Linked DNA regions of Homo sapiens: region 2 is linked to region 1. A link is an interaction called in ENCODE POLR2A ChIA-PET data of the cell type or tissue named here. Cell type or tissue: K562. All regions are shown on one strand.

What was found. ChIA-PET counts read pairs that join two places held together with the same protein. Peaks named below come from ENCODE experiments on the same cell type or tissue, not always from the same donor. Only the 100,000 strongest peaks of a DNase experiment are listed, where the experiment ranks them.
Region 2: POLR2A ChIA-PET joins it to region 1 with 5 read pairs; 2 of 35 experiments call an interaction of 5 or more read pairs at or near these places.

Annotation. Positions count from the first base shown.
Region 1 is chr16:78,738,315-78,746,314 of GRCh38, reverse strand. All of the region lies in intron 8 of WWOX (WW domain containing oxidoreductase), which reads right to left. Among named protein-coding and RNA genes, the nearest start is that of WWOX-AS2, 240 kb to the right of the region's middle. RefSeq lists an enhancer at 3,290-3,549. In K562, no CTCF peak of the experiment used is centred here; DNase peaks (open chromatin) are centred at 3,144 and 3,654; H3K4me3 peaks cover 469 bases; H3K27me3 peaks cover 2,660 bases.
Region 2 is chr16:78,126,919-78,134,918 of GRCh38, reverse strand. All of the region lies in intron 4 of WWOX (WW domain containing oxidoreductase), which reads right to left. Among named protein-coding and RNA genes, the nearest start is that of WWOX, 31 kb to the right of the region's middle. RefSeq lists an enhancer at 1-51. In K562, no CTCF peak of the experiment used is centred here; no DNase peak of the experiment used is centred here.

The DNA of each region.
Region 1 (8,000 bases):
TATTGCCAAGGCTGGTCTTGAACACCTGGCCTCAAGCAATCCTCCTGCCTTGGCCTCCCAATGCACTAGAATTACAGGTGTGAGCCACCATGCTCAGTCCTGTTGTACTTTAGACCCAACTACGTCAGCTTTCTGCTGACCCTGCTTTGACAAATGCCCAAACCACCCATGGTTCATCATATCAAAACGATGTCCTTGGACAAATCACATGCTGGTTTGCACCATCTTAGCTCTGGCTTTCCTGAGCATTTTGGCTTCTTAGAGTAGCCCCCCTCCACCTCTCCTTGTGGATGGATACAGATTATGGCCCTTCCCAGTAGCCTTCTGAGACGTGGTGCAGGGTTCCAGTTCATAGCAGCTGGAGTCAGGGCTGGAAGGAGCAGCGGGAGTGTTTTCCTTGGCAGGTTTCTGGCATGCACACGTTCCTAGTATTAAAATACAATGTGCTTTTTCCAAACTAGATGATCTACACCAACCATTTTATCTGTAAACTAGCCCTCTACCCACCCACCCTCAACTCTGGTCTTGGAACTATTTGAAGGGGGGGGAAAAAGAGGAGGAAGAGGGAGGAGGAGAAGGAGGAGGAAAAGAAGAAATCTATGAGGGGGTGTGGCAGTGAGGGGGTGGATGTCTATGAAAATTTATGTGCTGAAAAACAGCTGTAAAATGTTTAATGTTTCAATGAACGTTTTATGTTTACCATAAAAAATCCTCCAGCCAAGAAGGGCTTTAAAATGTTACATTTCCAAACAGATCCACAGAAAGAAGCAAAAAAAAAAAAAAAAAAAAAAAGGATTTCCACAAACCCCTCTCTATGGAGTGACCCCCAAACGCTAAACATTAAAATAGGGTCCTTCTGACCTAGGTCAATGTTGAGGGAGAAAAGAATAACAGGCATGACACAGGGAGAGGCCGGCAAGAAGAATGAAAAATATGCTCATGTTTTTCAAAGCTAAGTACTCATGGCAGAAAGCCTTGGAAATTCAGGCTTTTGAAGGCAGAGGTGGAGGAAGGCGGGGAAGATGCCCAGCTCAGCCAAAAGCTTGCTGAAAGATTCAAATGTAATCAATCAGTCCACCAACAGGAAGAACTAATCAAGTGCCTTAATACTGAGTTCTTCCAGGAAAGATCCTGGCTGAAGGGACACTGGCTTTCACAGACAGAGGCATGTTCATATTCAAACTCCACTCTAAACTAGTCTTGGCTCCTATAGTCAGTTTTTTTTACCTCTTGAGATCTCCATTTCTTCATCAATAAAATGCAGTGGCAGGCGTCACTGGCCAACACTGAATAAATGGTATGTGCTGGGAAGCAGGGACTGGGGAAGCCAGGAGTCATGATGAAGTCAGCTTAGCGCAGCCTGAATCAGGTAGGGAAATTAAGACCTGACATAGGAGGAAACAGAAAACGTTGAAGCTTGGAGGAAAACTAGAGTGTTGCTCTTCTTTGCTTACCCAATGACTTTAGTGAAGTCACCATGTGGGTCTTCAGGCCAACCAACCAGTTTTACTTTTTAATCTCCCTTGTAATTAATATTTTCCACACTGTTTTCGGGTAATAGAAATGCAGTGCAGGCTGGTAATAGAAATACACAGTGGCTCACGCCTGTAATCCCAGCACTTTGGGAGGCCGAGGCAGGTGGATCACTTAAGGTCAAGAATTCAAGACTAGCCTGGCCAACATGGTGAAACCTCATCTCTACTAAAAATACAAAAATTAGCCAGGTGTGGTGGCAGGTGCCTGTAATCCCAGCTACTCGGGAGGCTGAGGCAAGAAAATTGCTTGAACCCAGGAGGCAGATGTTGCAATGAGCCAAGACTGTGCCACTGCACTCCAGCCTGGGTGAGAGACAGATACTCCGTTTCAAAAAAAAAAAAAAAAAAAAAAAAAAAGCAGTGTGGACCATGGGCCCTTCCTAATCTGGCCCCTTCAAGCGTCTTCTGCATATAATGATCATGCAGTCACTATAAAAAAGCAAACAAATAAAAATGAAACGTCACATGTACCTTCTGAGACACACCTTGCAGTTATAGCCTATGTGTTTCTAAAGTCCTGTGCCTTCAGCTTACTATATCCTTCCTTAAGCCCTGTCTTTTCACAAACTCTTACCCAGCTCTCAAAACTTAGTTCAAATACCACCTTTACGGACCTTCTGATCTGTATCAAATGCCTGTTTACTGTGTTCTCAGAGCACACGCTGCTGTGGTGTACCCCAATACTCTTCATACCACATCCAGACATTCATTATGTTACTGGAGGAGGGCGTCCAGGTTCTTGGCGTTTTGAATAAAGAATTGGACAAAACGCATAAACAAAGCAAGGAAAGAATGAAACAACAAAAGTAGAGATTTACTGAAAAGGAAAGTACACTCCAAACGGTGGGAGCAGCCCAAGCATAGAGGCTCAAGAGCCTGGTTAAAGAATTTTCTGGGGTTTAAATACCCTATAGAGGTCTCCCATTGGCCACTTGGTGTACACCTCATGGAAATGAAGTAATGGCCCACAATCAGTCAGATTGGTTGTGGAAAGAAGTTACACTCCTATGCAAATGTCTGATAGGTTGTGAAAAGCAACCAATCAGAGGGTGAAGCGAAGTTACAAAGTTACAGCTCCTATGCAAACGGCTGAATGGTCGTGGAAAGCAACCAATCAGGGGTACTTTCAATTTTCCATCTGCAACTCAGAAAAGTGGGGAGGGGTTGCAGAGGGAGTAGCCTCTGGTCCTTTTATAACTTAGTTGTGGAAAGTTGGTGTTTTCCTTTTGATTTAATTATACAAAGTCAACGTGAATCAGCCTTAGATTCCCTGCCTCCAGATCCTGTTCTCCTGCCTCACTTACTTTTCTAATTTCTTCTCTAAATGATGCTTCTTGAGGGTAGACACCGAATCCTCATCATCTCAGGACACAGTACAAAATACAGCATGAAGCAGATCCCTGGGAAGATTCTGTTTGAGAATCAATGAGTTAAGAAACAAATGACAGCAAACACAGTCTTCTTTCTAGATTGGCAAATGAGGGAATACTGGTCTCTGAGGGATACACAGGGCCAATCTCCTCACTGTCACCTTGCACTCAGAGAGATAAGATGGCTTTTGCTCTCCAGTGCAGAAAGAGTGGCCTCCTCTGCCAGCATGAACCTTGCCTGGGAACTGATATCAATAACGGCTGCAGCACACAGAGAAAGACACTCAAGTGTCTCCTCCAAGGAGAGAGACGGATGTTTCCTTCGGGGGCTGATCGGGTTCACTTCCTGTTCATGAGCACGGCAGACACCTAACCTCCCGGCTGCAGTAAGGGTTGGGACTGTATGTGGGGAGTTGGGGTACTGTGCTTGGGAGACATTAACGAGGCCCCTCTTACTCTTCCACAAGCCAGGGCCTTCTCCTTCCTCTTTTTGGGAGGCCCAGGAAGTGGCCCTTTCCTTGACCAGACCCTACACTGGGAAGCCCCCGGCTCTGACCATGAGACTCGCAATGGCTGTTCACTGGACAATTTCAAGTGAATTCCCGCAAAGTTTCCCAAGAACATCAGATACAAAAGAGTTGATGGATGGAAACTCACACGATAAACCAAAGTGAAAACAAAACTGTGTCGCCCAACCCCATGTGAACTGAAACCGCAGGGCAGAACGCTCTGACTCCGCAGACATAAACAGTTTTAGCCCCGAGTGAGTCACCAGCGCAGCCAGGGCAAAGCTGGAGAGAGATTTCTCGTGATGCGCTGGGGATCGCTGTGCGTTCCTTTCCCTAGAAACTGATTTGTCATTTGAGTCAGAGGAAAGAACATTTCTAGGGCACCTAGTACATACCAGAGGCTCTGGTCCACGCTGTAGATAAATACTTCCAACCTGTTTTCACAGTAACCTGCATAGGTGCTGACTATTATCTCCATTTGCACATGAAGACACAGAAGCCAGGGCGCTGAAACACTTAACCTGAGCCAGAGCTAGAAGTGGGGCTCTGTCCTGCTGCTGCCCTTCACCAGAGGACACCCTGAAGCCCTGATGGGTCACATGAGTCTGCGTTTTCCCTGTCCTGAGTGGTCTCCAAACTGCCTTGATCATGGACTATTATCAGTAAAAATAAGTTTTGAGCACACTCACCCCTAGTATTTGTACACTGATTTATCGACAAACGATGTACAATCTACATGTAATATTACAAAACATTGCAAGGAAAAGACATTTAAATGGGTTGAGATAAAAGATAAAGGTAAATAGGGGCTACTATGTTTTCTATCCATATCCTAGTGCTGAGGTCACAGGGTTGCCAGGTTGAAACTATACATAGACATCGTAGGGGGTGGGAAGAGAGGATAGGAGGCAGGTAAGGAGGGAGAGAGACAGAGATAATGTCCAGTTAAATGTGGAACATCCTTTTGCTAAAAAATTATCCATTGTTTATCTAAAATTAAAATTTACTTTAACATCTTACTTTATGTTGTATGTATGTATTTATTTGAGACAGCGTCTCACTCTGCCGCCCAGGCTGGAGTGTAGTGGCACAGTCTCAACTCACTGCAACCTCCGTCTCCTGGATTCAAGCAATTCTCCTGCCTCAGCCTCCTGAGTAGCTGAGACTACAGAGCACCCGCCCCATGCCCCACTGATTTCTGTATTTTTAGTATAGACAGGGTTTTGCCATGTTGGCCAGCCTGGTCTTGAACTCCTGACCTCAAGTGATCCACCCACCTCAGCCTCCCAAAGTGCTGGGATTACAGGCATGAGCCACTGTGCCCAGCCAGATATTTTGTTTTTGAGACACAGTCTCACTCTGTCGCCCAGGCTGGGGTGCAGTGGTGATCTTGGGTCACTTCAACCTCTGCCTCCCAGGTTCAAGTGATTCTCCTGCCTCAGCCTCCCGAGTAACTGTAATTACAGACATGCGCCACCACGCCAGCTATTTTTTGTATTATTAGTAGAGATGGGATCTCACCAGGTTGGCCCGGCTGATCTCGATCTCCTGACCTCAAGTAATCTGCCCACCTTGGCCTCCCAAAATGCTGGGATTACAGGCGTGAGCCACCGCGCCTGACCAGCATCCTGCAATTTTATTTGCTAAACATGGCAATGCTAAGGAGTCAGTAAATGCTTTCTGTTACAGGATTATAATAAAGATTCTAGGCTTTGTGGGATAAATGGTCTCTGTCACAACTACTCACTCTCCTACTGCAGTGTGAAGTGGCGCTAGGCAGTTCCTAACCTAACAGGCATGACTGTGTTTCAGTAAAAATTTATTGATAAAAACGAGTGGCTGGCTGGACAGGGACTTTGCTGGCCACTGCCCCAGTGGATCATCGTGGTGTATCCCACTTAGGAGACCCATGGCCTGTAAGAGAAGGGCTTGTATTTGCACAGTTCTCCAACAATGTGACATAGTGAAAAAATAAACTCTTATTTTTTCTGTGAGGGTTTCTGGTGGGGGCTGGTGAGTAGACAAAGGATGATAATGGCAACTCTTTTTATCATAGGAGTTATAAGAGGAGCAAAAGCATCTCTAAGACACGCTCATGCACACACGTACACACACAGAGTGCTGCAACCAAGATATCCACCAGGGTGGACCTGCATTTGGTGTGTCAAATTGAATGCTTCCCTTGCCCCAATTACTAGCGCTTCAATCGGCCAACTGGCAGCCATAACAACACATTAACCTTTTTGCCAAATCAATTTCACCAAGTCCCCTTCCAGCACTAGGAGAAATGAAACGGCGCCCCATGCCTGAAAGACGAGTGCTCTCTGCACACCACACACTGTGGAATCCCCCTCTACACGTGGAACTCTGAATTCTAGCTCCTAAACAGGGATCTTCTCATGGTCAGAGGGCAACGGAAATCAGTTTTCCAAGGCTGCCTTCCCTCCCTTCCGCAGCCAGCCGGGGTCCAAAGGTCCAAGCCAAAGGACGCTGCCAACCCTATTAGCAGAGCCATCTTCACAAATCACGTCAGCATTTACTGTGCTTCAAGAGAGGCTGCTTGATTTAACTCTCAGGAGCCCCCCGACGGGTAATTTCACTTAGAAGCACAGAGGACAGTGCAGGCAGCCGTCTGAGTCGCATCAGCATTGTAAGAACGCCTGAAGACTCCAGCCTTCCTGAGTCCCATTTCTTCAACTTCAGGCTGATGGTGCTGGAGCTCACTCTCTAAGAAATGGAGTTTTCAGGAGATGCAATTATTTTCAAACTCAGCAGTGCTACATGGCATGGGGCGAATGCAGAGAAGGGACCAAAGCAGGGCAGGTGGCAAAGGTGACCACAGTGGGGTCAGTTAGGTGGTCAAATGTGGTGACAGCAGGAGGCACACCACAGGGCTCGACTCCTGAGGCAATGTCTCCACCGGTGAGATAATTTAGAGAGAGTAAGTTGACTGAGTTCAATGTGTATATGCATCCTAGCAATAATAAATGCACAATTCTCTGACCCAGATTATTCAAAAACATATTTCCTGCTTCTTCTTCCATAATAAGGAATATCTGGGGTTTTTGTTTGTTTGTTTGTTTGTTTTTTGAGATGGAATCTCTCCCTGTTGCCCAGGCTGGAGTGCAATGGTACGATCTCGGCTCACTGCAACCTCCGCCTCCTGGGTTCAAGCGATTCTCCTGCCTCAGCCTCTGCAGTAGCTGGGATTACAGGCATGCACCAGGAAGCCAAGCTAATTTTTGTGTTTTCAGTAGAGACGAGGTTTATCCGTGTTAGCCAGGCTGGTCTTGAACTCCTAACCTCAGGTGATTTATCTGCCTCAGCCTCCCAAAGTGCTGGATTACAGGCGTGAGCCACCATGCCCAGCCAAGGAATTTCTTTACACTCAGCCCAGCCCTCTTCTTACCGACCTGTTGTCACCCAACCCAATTCCACAACCCTTTCCTAGAGCTTGGAGGAACCGAAGATGTGTAGTGTGCCTTCTGAAAGCACATGACATCCAATCACTGTTGGGTGCCTCCAAAATTGTTGGCTAAACATGATCCTAATGCCCTCTGCTGCGAGTGTTGGGAACGTCTGGGCACCAAAACCCAGTATGACCATCTTGCTTTGACCAAGCTGAACAAGCACCCTTCCATGAACCACAAACAACATGGCCTCCAGGATCACACTTTCATTCGGCAAACACAATTTTAGCCGGGTACTTAAGAATCCAGGGGAAAAGTCATGGTCCTAGCTCTGGGAACTCAGAAGTCACTCAGAGGTTACCACTGGCCTGCTGCAAGCTTCCTGTGACTTTGCAGCTATGGGGCACAGTGAGGAACCCTCTATTCCTTTATTCTGGTGGCAGAGGAAGTCTATCCAACCAGGAAACCATGGCTTCTAGTTGTTGAATTCTATCCTATCACCTACGTCTTCCTAGGGCCAGGACTAAATTGGCAGCATGAGAAGTTGCATTTAGGGGACCCCAGCAATGAAGGCAAATGATCAGCACTACTCTAATGGGTACAAAAATATGAAGAATGGAATGTGGCTTAAGGGACAATCTCTATCTACCTCCTACCTCTTAATATTAGGACTAGGAGACTGTGGCTTTGTGGTCAAGGCAATGGCTCTAGGGTTGCACAGCCCTGGTCTAACCAGCTGCAGCCTCTGTTCGCATTCACACCTGTCAAATGGGCACAGTCTCCCCGACCCGTCTCCTACACATTCTAGCCAGGAGAAGCAAATGCGATCAAGGAAATGAGGATGATTTAAAAACCACAAGCGTAACAAAAATATAAATGGCTGTTCAGGGACTAGATAATCCAGCAGTTGTTTTGAACAAACTTGCACTCTTCTAATAAAAGTGAGAAAAATACAGATATATTTGTATTTTAACATATGCCAATACTCCCAAAGGAGTGGAATTCTCATTATTTCAAAATTCTCTTTTTATATCGTGACACTTCATTGGCCACCTGAATCCAGATTTTCCTTTGTAAAACCCAGCATCATACACAGGGAGAATCTTCAAATGGCACATTACACATAAATATTGATTTTATGCCTAATTATTACCATACTGAAAAAACAATCATTGT
Region 2 (8,000 bases), 610 kb after region 1:
CTTTCTTCTGGATTTTCTCTCTTGCGTATCTATCCACAGTGGGATCACCATATGACAATATTACCAATATCCTCACACTCTCCTGGTTCTTTTCACATCTAACATGGAGAAAAACATAGATCAAGCTTTCTAAAACCAACGTTATACTCTTAACAACAAGGAAAATATCTCCTGCCATTAATTGCAAACAACACCTAAATGATCCCAAGTTTGGCCAAATATTGTGAGTTTTTCACTTGCCATAAGCAGCTCATAACAACAGTGGAGTGCTTTATTTTCTCAACAAGTTAACAAATGCCTGATGTTTCCAAGAGCTTAAATACTATAATGGCAGATATTGATGTACAGAAATTAAAGTAAAATATGAAACTAAACAGAGAATGAAGAGATAAGCCAGAGGTGTGCTCTGAATAAAAGAAGTAATGAAAAGGAAAAATTTCATACCAATTGTCATAATAAAAACAAAGGCTAAAGGCAACTAAGAGAAGAGGGGCTCAACGGTTCCCAAAAAGACTTACAGAATAGGTAAAATTCAGCAGGCATTGCGAAGTATTCACTGCACCCAAAAAAAAAAATAGTCTTTGCAAAGTCTGTACTATTGTTGACTGCAATGCCCACCATTAAAAATATGGTTAAATTTCTAAAGAAAGACTTCTGACAGCCATCCAGAAATGCTATCAATAATAGCAGATAGCTTTCTATCACATGGTTTTAAAATAAAGCCATCCTGCTAGCATGTTGACTCTAAAATCCAATGCTAATATTTGAGCAACTAGTAAAGTCAACATTAACAATGTTTGCCATTTCTTATTCGTCACAAGGGTTAGTTCTCCTAACCAACATGAGAAACACAGACACATAGAGCCGTACCATACAAAAGCAATTCTTTAAGGAAACAGTCTAGGTACATTGAAGAAAACACATCTTAGGGATAATACCTGTGCAAGAGGCACAAAATCTCTTAAGAAGATGGAAGGCATCTACAGTCCATTGACTGTAAATTTGGAATCACTTATTTCTAAATGTGACAACTCTCTAATATTTTTCTTCCCTTGCAAGCTCAGCTCAGCCTTGCAGGTATCTCCCTTGCTTTTGTGAGCTAGCTTCCCCAGGATTCTACTTCTACGCATGACATGCAGTCTGGAGGTTCTAGCAGTCTGATTTTTCTATTCATTGAAAGTCATGAGCATTTGTTCCTCAGGGGTTAATTTGAAATTATTTCAGGCCAGGCATGGTGGCTCATGTCTGTGATTCCACTACTTTGGGAGGCCGAGGCGGGTGGATCACCTGAGGTCAGGAGTTCCAGACCAGCCTGGCCAACATGGTGAAACCCCATCTCTACTAAAAATACAAAAATCAGCTAGGCATGGTGGCGTGAGCCTGTAATCCCAGCACTTTGGGAGGCCAAGGCGGGCAGATCACTTGAGGTTAGGAGTTCAAGACCAGCCTGGCCAACATGGTGAAACCCCGTCTCTAATAAAAATACAAAAATTAGCTGGACGTGGTGGCACACACCTGTTGTCCCAGCTAGTTGGGAAGCTGAAGCAGGAGAATCTCCTTTACCCAGGAGGTGGACCTTGCACTGAGCCGAGATTGAGCCACTGCACTCAAGCCTGGGTGACAGTGCAAGACTCCATCTTTCAAAAAAAGTAAAAATAAATAAAATTTTCACTTTCAGGTACTTCTCAGTTTAAACATAACACGCGGATAAGGTTTTTTAAAAAGCATCCTTTGAAAAGTTAAATATGATTAAATTCTTCAATCCAAACAAGACTAGCTTTATAACCAGTAATACACGGCATGTAGAAGTCACTCCCTCAAGGTTGATGGTGAGATCTTAATTTGGCTAACCCTTCCATTTTACATAATAAGAAGTAAAAAGTTTGCTTGGAATTTGTAGATCCAAATACCATCCAGAAACATGACCGCTTTCCCTGCAGCCTTGACAGAATGTAAAATCATAAGCTGAAGTGACGATTCTCTACTTCATGTTCAAATACTGTGCTTTGCAGCTGCCACCCCATTTGAGAAGCTGGGAAATGGAATGGAGCAAATAAGAATTATGGCAATTATAAAACCTCCCTGGTATAGATTGTCAGATTAATAACCAGCATTAGCAGAGCTCAGCTACACCATCAGCACGTGAGAATCGAAGAGCCCAGAGCTACAGGGCTAAGTCGTAACAGGAGCAAAGCAAAGAAGCCAACTAAAAGAAACCCAGCCAGAACTGTAAAAGAAATCTGCCCACAAAATAAAATGGGTAAGGCTGCCACTCAGACTAGCTACTCATTTTTAGCACATACCATCTCAAGAGTACATAAACTGCTCAGGTTATAAGCATGGACTGGACATCAAGATACTGGATGACCTTTTAAAAAATCATCACATGGCCGCATACGTATTAACAAAAGGCAAGCAATGGAAGCGTGATTAATATAAATTACAGAAGAAGCAATTAAACTTGACCACAGATACACACATTTGTTCAAGCTGATGGTGACTCTGCACTCACTCCATACCTACTGTAGATTTTGCTTTTCTTTATAGTTACTCAGAAGATGCATAATTGGAAATAAAGGTTAAGAAAAATCAAGGCCGGGCGTGGTGGCTCACGCCTGTAATCCCAGCACTTTGGGAGGCTGAGGTGGGCAGATCACGAGGTCAGGAGATCAAGACCATCCTTGCTAACACGGTGAAACCCCGTCTCTACTAAAAAATACAAAAAAATTAGCCGGGCGTGGTGGCGGGCACCTGTAGTCCCAGCTACTCGGGAGGCTGAGGCAGGAGAATGGCGTGAACCCGGGAGGTGGAGCTTGCAGTGAGCCAAGATAGCACCACTGCACTCCAGCCTGGGCGACAGAGTGAGACTCTGTCTCAAAAAAAAAAAAAAAGAAAAAGAAAAAGAAAAAAGAAAAATCAGAGACTAGTAGTAAGACTTAATGAGAGTGTCATTCAAAATAGCAAAAGTTCTTTTTAACTTATAAGAACATATTTGCTGTTAGATGTTTCCTCAAGTATGAAAAAAAAAAAATCCTTGCCAGGCGCGGTGGCTCACGCCTGTAATCCCAGCACTTTGGGAGGCCGACGTAGGAGGATCACGAGGTCAGGAGTTCAACACCGTCCTGGCCAACATGGTGAAACCCCATCTCTACTAAAAATACAAAAAAAATAGCTGGGCGTGGTGGCACACACACCTGTAATCCCAGCTACTCAGGAGGCTGAGGCAGGAGAATCGCTTGAACCTGGGACGTGGAGGTTGCAGTGAGCCAAGATCGGGCCATTGCACTCCATCCTGGGCGACAGAGTGAGACTCCATCTCAAAAAAGAAAAAAAAAACATTTTAGTATCCTGTACTTTTAAATACAAATAGAAATACAGAAATAATTAGAAACTACCCAGAGTTTCGCCAGATGTGGTGGCTCACACCTGTAATCCCAGTACTTTGGGAGGCTGAGGCAAGTGTACTGCTTGAGCCCACGAGTTCAAGACCAGCATGGGCAACATAGCAAGACCTCATCTCTATTAAAAATACAAAAGAAATTAGCCAGGAATGGTGGTGCATGCCTGTAGTCCAAGCTACTCAGGAGGCTGAGGTGAGAGGATCACTTGGCCCAGGAGGGAGAGGCTACAGTGAGCTATGATCACGCTGATGCACTGAAGCCTGGGTAACAGAGCAAGACCCTGTCTCACAAAAGCGAATCAATTTAAATGTTCTCTAGAAGCACAAAGATCAAGCTGCTGGTACAGTCACACACTGCATAACAACACATTGGTCAACAATGGAGTGCAGATACAACGGCGGTCCCATAAGATTACAACACTGTATTTTTACTGTACCACTTCTGTGTTTAGATACACAAATACTTACCATTGTGTTATGACTGCCTATAGTATTCAGTTCGGTACCATGCTATACAAGTTTGCAGCCTGGAAGCAACAGGCTATCCCATACAGCCTCTGTGTATAATGGGTTATACCACGTAGGATTTGTAAGTACATCCTATGAGGGTTGCACAACGATGACACTGCCTGACACACTTCTCAGATCATATCTCTGTCATTCAGTGAAGCTGACTGCATTTTGGTGTGTTTTGTATCCTCCACAAGGGCAGGGACCCTGCCTGTTTCTACACTGAAGTCTTAGCACCTGGTACTCAGTAGTCAATAAATGTTTGTTAATTGCACAAAAGACTGAATAAGGGCGTGGCAGTGGCTATGAGCCAGTGAGTCCAATATCATCACACAGTTTTCATTGCAGACTCTAAACCAAGCTCAAGCCTCTACAGGAAGCAGGCAGGTAAACTGACCATGGAAAATAGCCTGTGCCTGCCTACAGGGGGTCAGCCTATAGGAACAGCTCTGTTCAACCTCAGTGCAACTATGTTCCTTGATAGACATAAGCCATAGTCAGCTGAAGCTGCAGCAACAAAATATCATGGACCGAGTGGCTTAAATAGCAGACATTTCTTTAACACAGTTCTGGAGGCTTAAAGTCCAAGGTCAAGGTGGCAGCATGGTCACGTTCTTGGGGAGGGCCCTCCTACTAGTTACAGATGGCTGCCTTCCCACTGTGTTCTCACATTCACATAGCTTAAGGAAAGTTAGCTACCTTTCTATCCTCTTCTCATCAGGGCACAAATCTTACTTATGAGGGCTCCACCCTCATGATCTAATCACCTCCCAGAGGCCCCTGTATTAGTCTGTTTTCATGCTGCTATAAGGACATATCGAAGACTGGGAAATTTATAAAGGAAAGAGGTTTAATTGACTCACAGTTCCACGTGGCTGGGGAGACCTCAGGAAACTTACAATCATGGCAGGAGAGGAAGCAAACACGTCCTTCTTCACATGACAGCAGTAAGAGAAGTGCCAAGCAAAAGGGAAGAAAGCCCCTTATAAAACCATCAGATCTCATGAGAACTCACTCATTATCGTGAGAACAGCATGATTCAATTATCTCCCACCGGGTCCCTCCCACAAGACATGGGGATCATGGGAACTATAGTTCAAGATGAGATTTCAGTGGGGACACAACCATGTCCAAATACCATGACCTTAAGATTAGGGTTTCAACATAGGAATTTTTGGGGAAGACATAAACATTTAGTCTACAATACTCATTCTGATTTTTCAAAACTGTCATAAATCTACATTTAAGTAAAATATCCTGATTTTAGTATGCTGGCAAGTAGTCTGACAAAAAAAAAAAGAAAAAAAATCCCACTATAGACCATTTTTGTGTGGTCCATACAAAAAACATCTGGAGGCCAGATCCAGGCTCCAGGCCACCAACCAGTTCTTACCTCTGTCCTAAAGGCTGATTGGGAAGCTTTACCCTTGAGCTTATGGAAATAAGCAAACACAAAAATGTCCACCTCCCTTAATCACTATCACATGACAATGGACTGCACACACAACGGCAGTCCCATAAGATTACAACACTGTATTTTTACTGAACCATTTCTATGTTTAGATACACAAATACTTAACACTGTGTTATGACTGCCTATAATCTTAGGTTTGCAGCATAGAAGCACCGAGTTTGTGGTGGTCCATTATAGTAGCAACAGGACATTAATACACCTTCCCAATAATTAAGTAAACATGTAAGGAACATACAAGTGAGATGCAAACATGTGTACACTCGGGTAAGTCAATCACTAACAGCGTCGCGATGATGACACACCAACAAGACTAGCTTTCCCAAATCCCTCCCGGATCAGGCCAGCAGGAAATAAAAAAGAAACACTGGGCAAGTGGCGACGCTAACCCTGGGAGGAAAAAGGTCCTCGTGCACACAGGCTGACAGCTCCCAAGTCAGCTTTTCAGGCTGAAAGGATGGTATCCCTTGCCAAAAATCTGACTCCACACCCTGACTGAGATGTTCCCCATATGGATCTACTACAGAGCTCTCTACCTTGTCAAACACTCAATCTAGTAACTGTACGTGAACTTAGAATTGAAACTTCCTTTGCTAATAGATAAAGCTGTAACAGCATTTTTAATGCCATTTGGAATGTACTGATGATCTCTCAGCTGATAGAAGCTTCTCAAACCTAGCTGCTGAATTTAGAAGCCACAGCTGCCTTGCTGTATCACACAGCCACACAGTAAAATCAAAGGCAGTTGGAAGACATTATATTGCAAGATACAAAAAGTTTTGAGAGTTCATCCTTATAGCCAATGGTGGCTGACACAGCGGAGTCTCTCCATTTGAAAGAGATTGATTATTTTCATTCTTTTGCTTTGTGTGATCACCAGGAAAAAGAGTTTCTATAATCAAGATGTGGCCAGCAATTCTGTTGATGTTATATAAGCAAGGAGCATCCCGTTTGTGTCTGAATCCCCAATCAGTATCTAAATTCGTGCTGCACTGTGAGCAGAAGTAAGGACCTGGGCAGGTGAAACTTAAGGCAAGCAGGAAGAAATCGCATCACCCAAGAACTCGCAACATTTCCACCTGTGTAATCTCAACACAACTGCAACCCACAGAAGTTTCTGCCTCTGCAGGTTCCCTTCTTATTGAATCAAGTTTCTGCTCCTGAATATCTGGCTAGAGTCAGAGCCTGTCAACTTTAAATGAGATCGCATCATTAAAATTTTAGTCATCACCACCCAGTCAATTGCATGACATGCAACCCTGTTACCGGACATCCGGTTCACTTCGTAAACCCTGAAGAAGATATTTGCAGAAACCTCTCCCCATATCCTAACAACAACAAAAAAAAAAAGTCAAGAGCTCTTATTTTATTCTTTCCATTAAGGAATTAAATTACTCTCTTCCTCCATCTTCTTCCAACCCTAATCTTCCCTTTAGGAGTCTTTCTTCTATAACTATGATTTTTCCCCAAACGCCAGCAACCTTATATTCATACACTATTGGACTTCTTCATTACAGCATTTCACACATTGTTTTACTTGATCTGTACAAAACAGTATGTGACAGAGAAGTTATTATTCTCTTGAATTTACAAACGAGGAAATTAAGGCTCAGATGGTTAAGTGACTTGCCTTAAGTCACCCAAGTTAAGGACAATCTGTGTCAAATTACAGCTCTCTTCCTACCATGTCCAGTAGACGCCAATAAAACTGTCCTACCTTTTTAAGTGGCAATAAAACTATATTCAAACACTGACACTTTTTGGATATGATCAAAAAAATAGGACAGCAAAGTTGAGCATTTCTACTTAATACACCAGGCAGTCCTATAAACTATCACAAACTTGGGTGAACAAGTGTGCTAATGCAGAACTCTCAGTAAAAAAGATGTTACCATGATGCATGGTATAACGGTTTTAAAGAATAATAGTTTTCCTTCTCTTTTTCCCCCAAGTTTAATATATCCCTTTTTGTTCCTTGACTGTAACAAAAATAACCTCGTCTCGGTGGTTTTTTTTTTTTTCCGTTGATTATTCTTTTCTGGATGAAAGCTACTGACCTCCAGCCAAAAAAATTCTAAAATGTTTTCCTTCATACCAAAGACAAGCCAGTGTCTAAAGCAGTTATTTATACAGGTCATTTTAGGACAAATTCACAGAGATTATGGCAGCCTCTTGAGGATCTGGGAACCAGGAAGCTAGGAAAATACCAAACTAATTTCACTGGTAACTCGATCCTCTTGCCTCCCATTCCAGAAATGGCTACACGTTATTAAACGCCTGCAATGATGAGTAGACAATTCCCTGGGCACTCTGGAGTTCCCATCTTTAACAACTTTGCAAAGTAGGAGTACTGTCCATATTGCACAGAGGTGGAACAGGAGTTCTGAGAAGGAAAGTAACTTGCTCGGGTCATACAGATAGGAAGTGGTTATCCCAGGTTTCAAAACTAGGTCACGTCTGCTTCCAGAGTCAGTGTTCCTCTCCTACATCTTTCCAGATAGAAACTTGCTACCAATGAAGCTTGCCCTAACTGTCAGCGAAGCTATTTTCAGCAATGGTACAATTTCTCCACCTGAAAGCAGGCTCATCAAATGAGAGAATGCATAGAAAAGCTCTGAA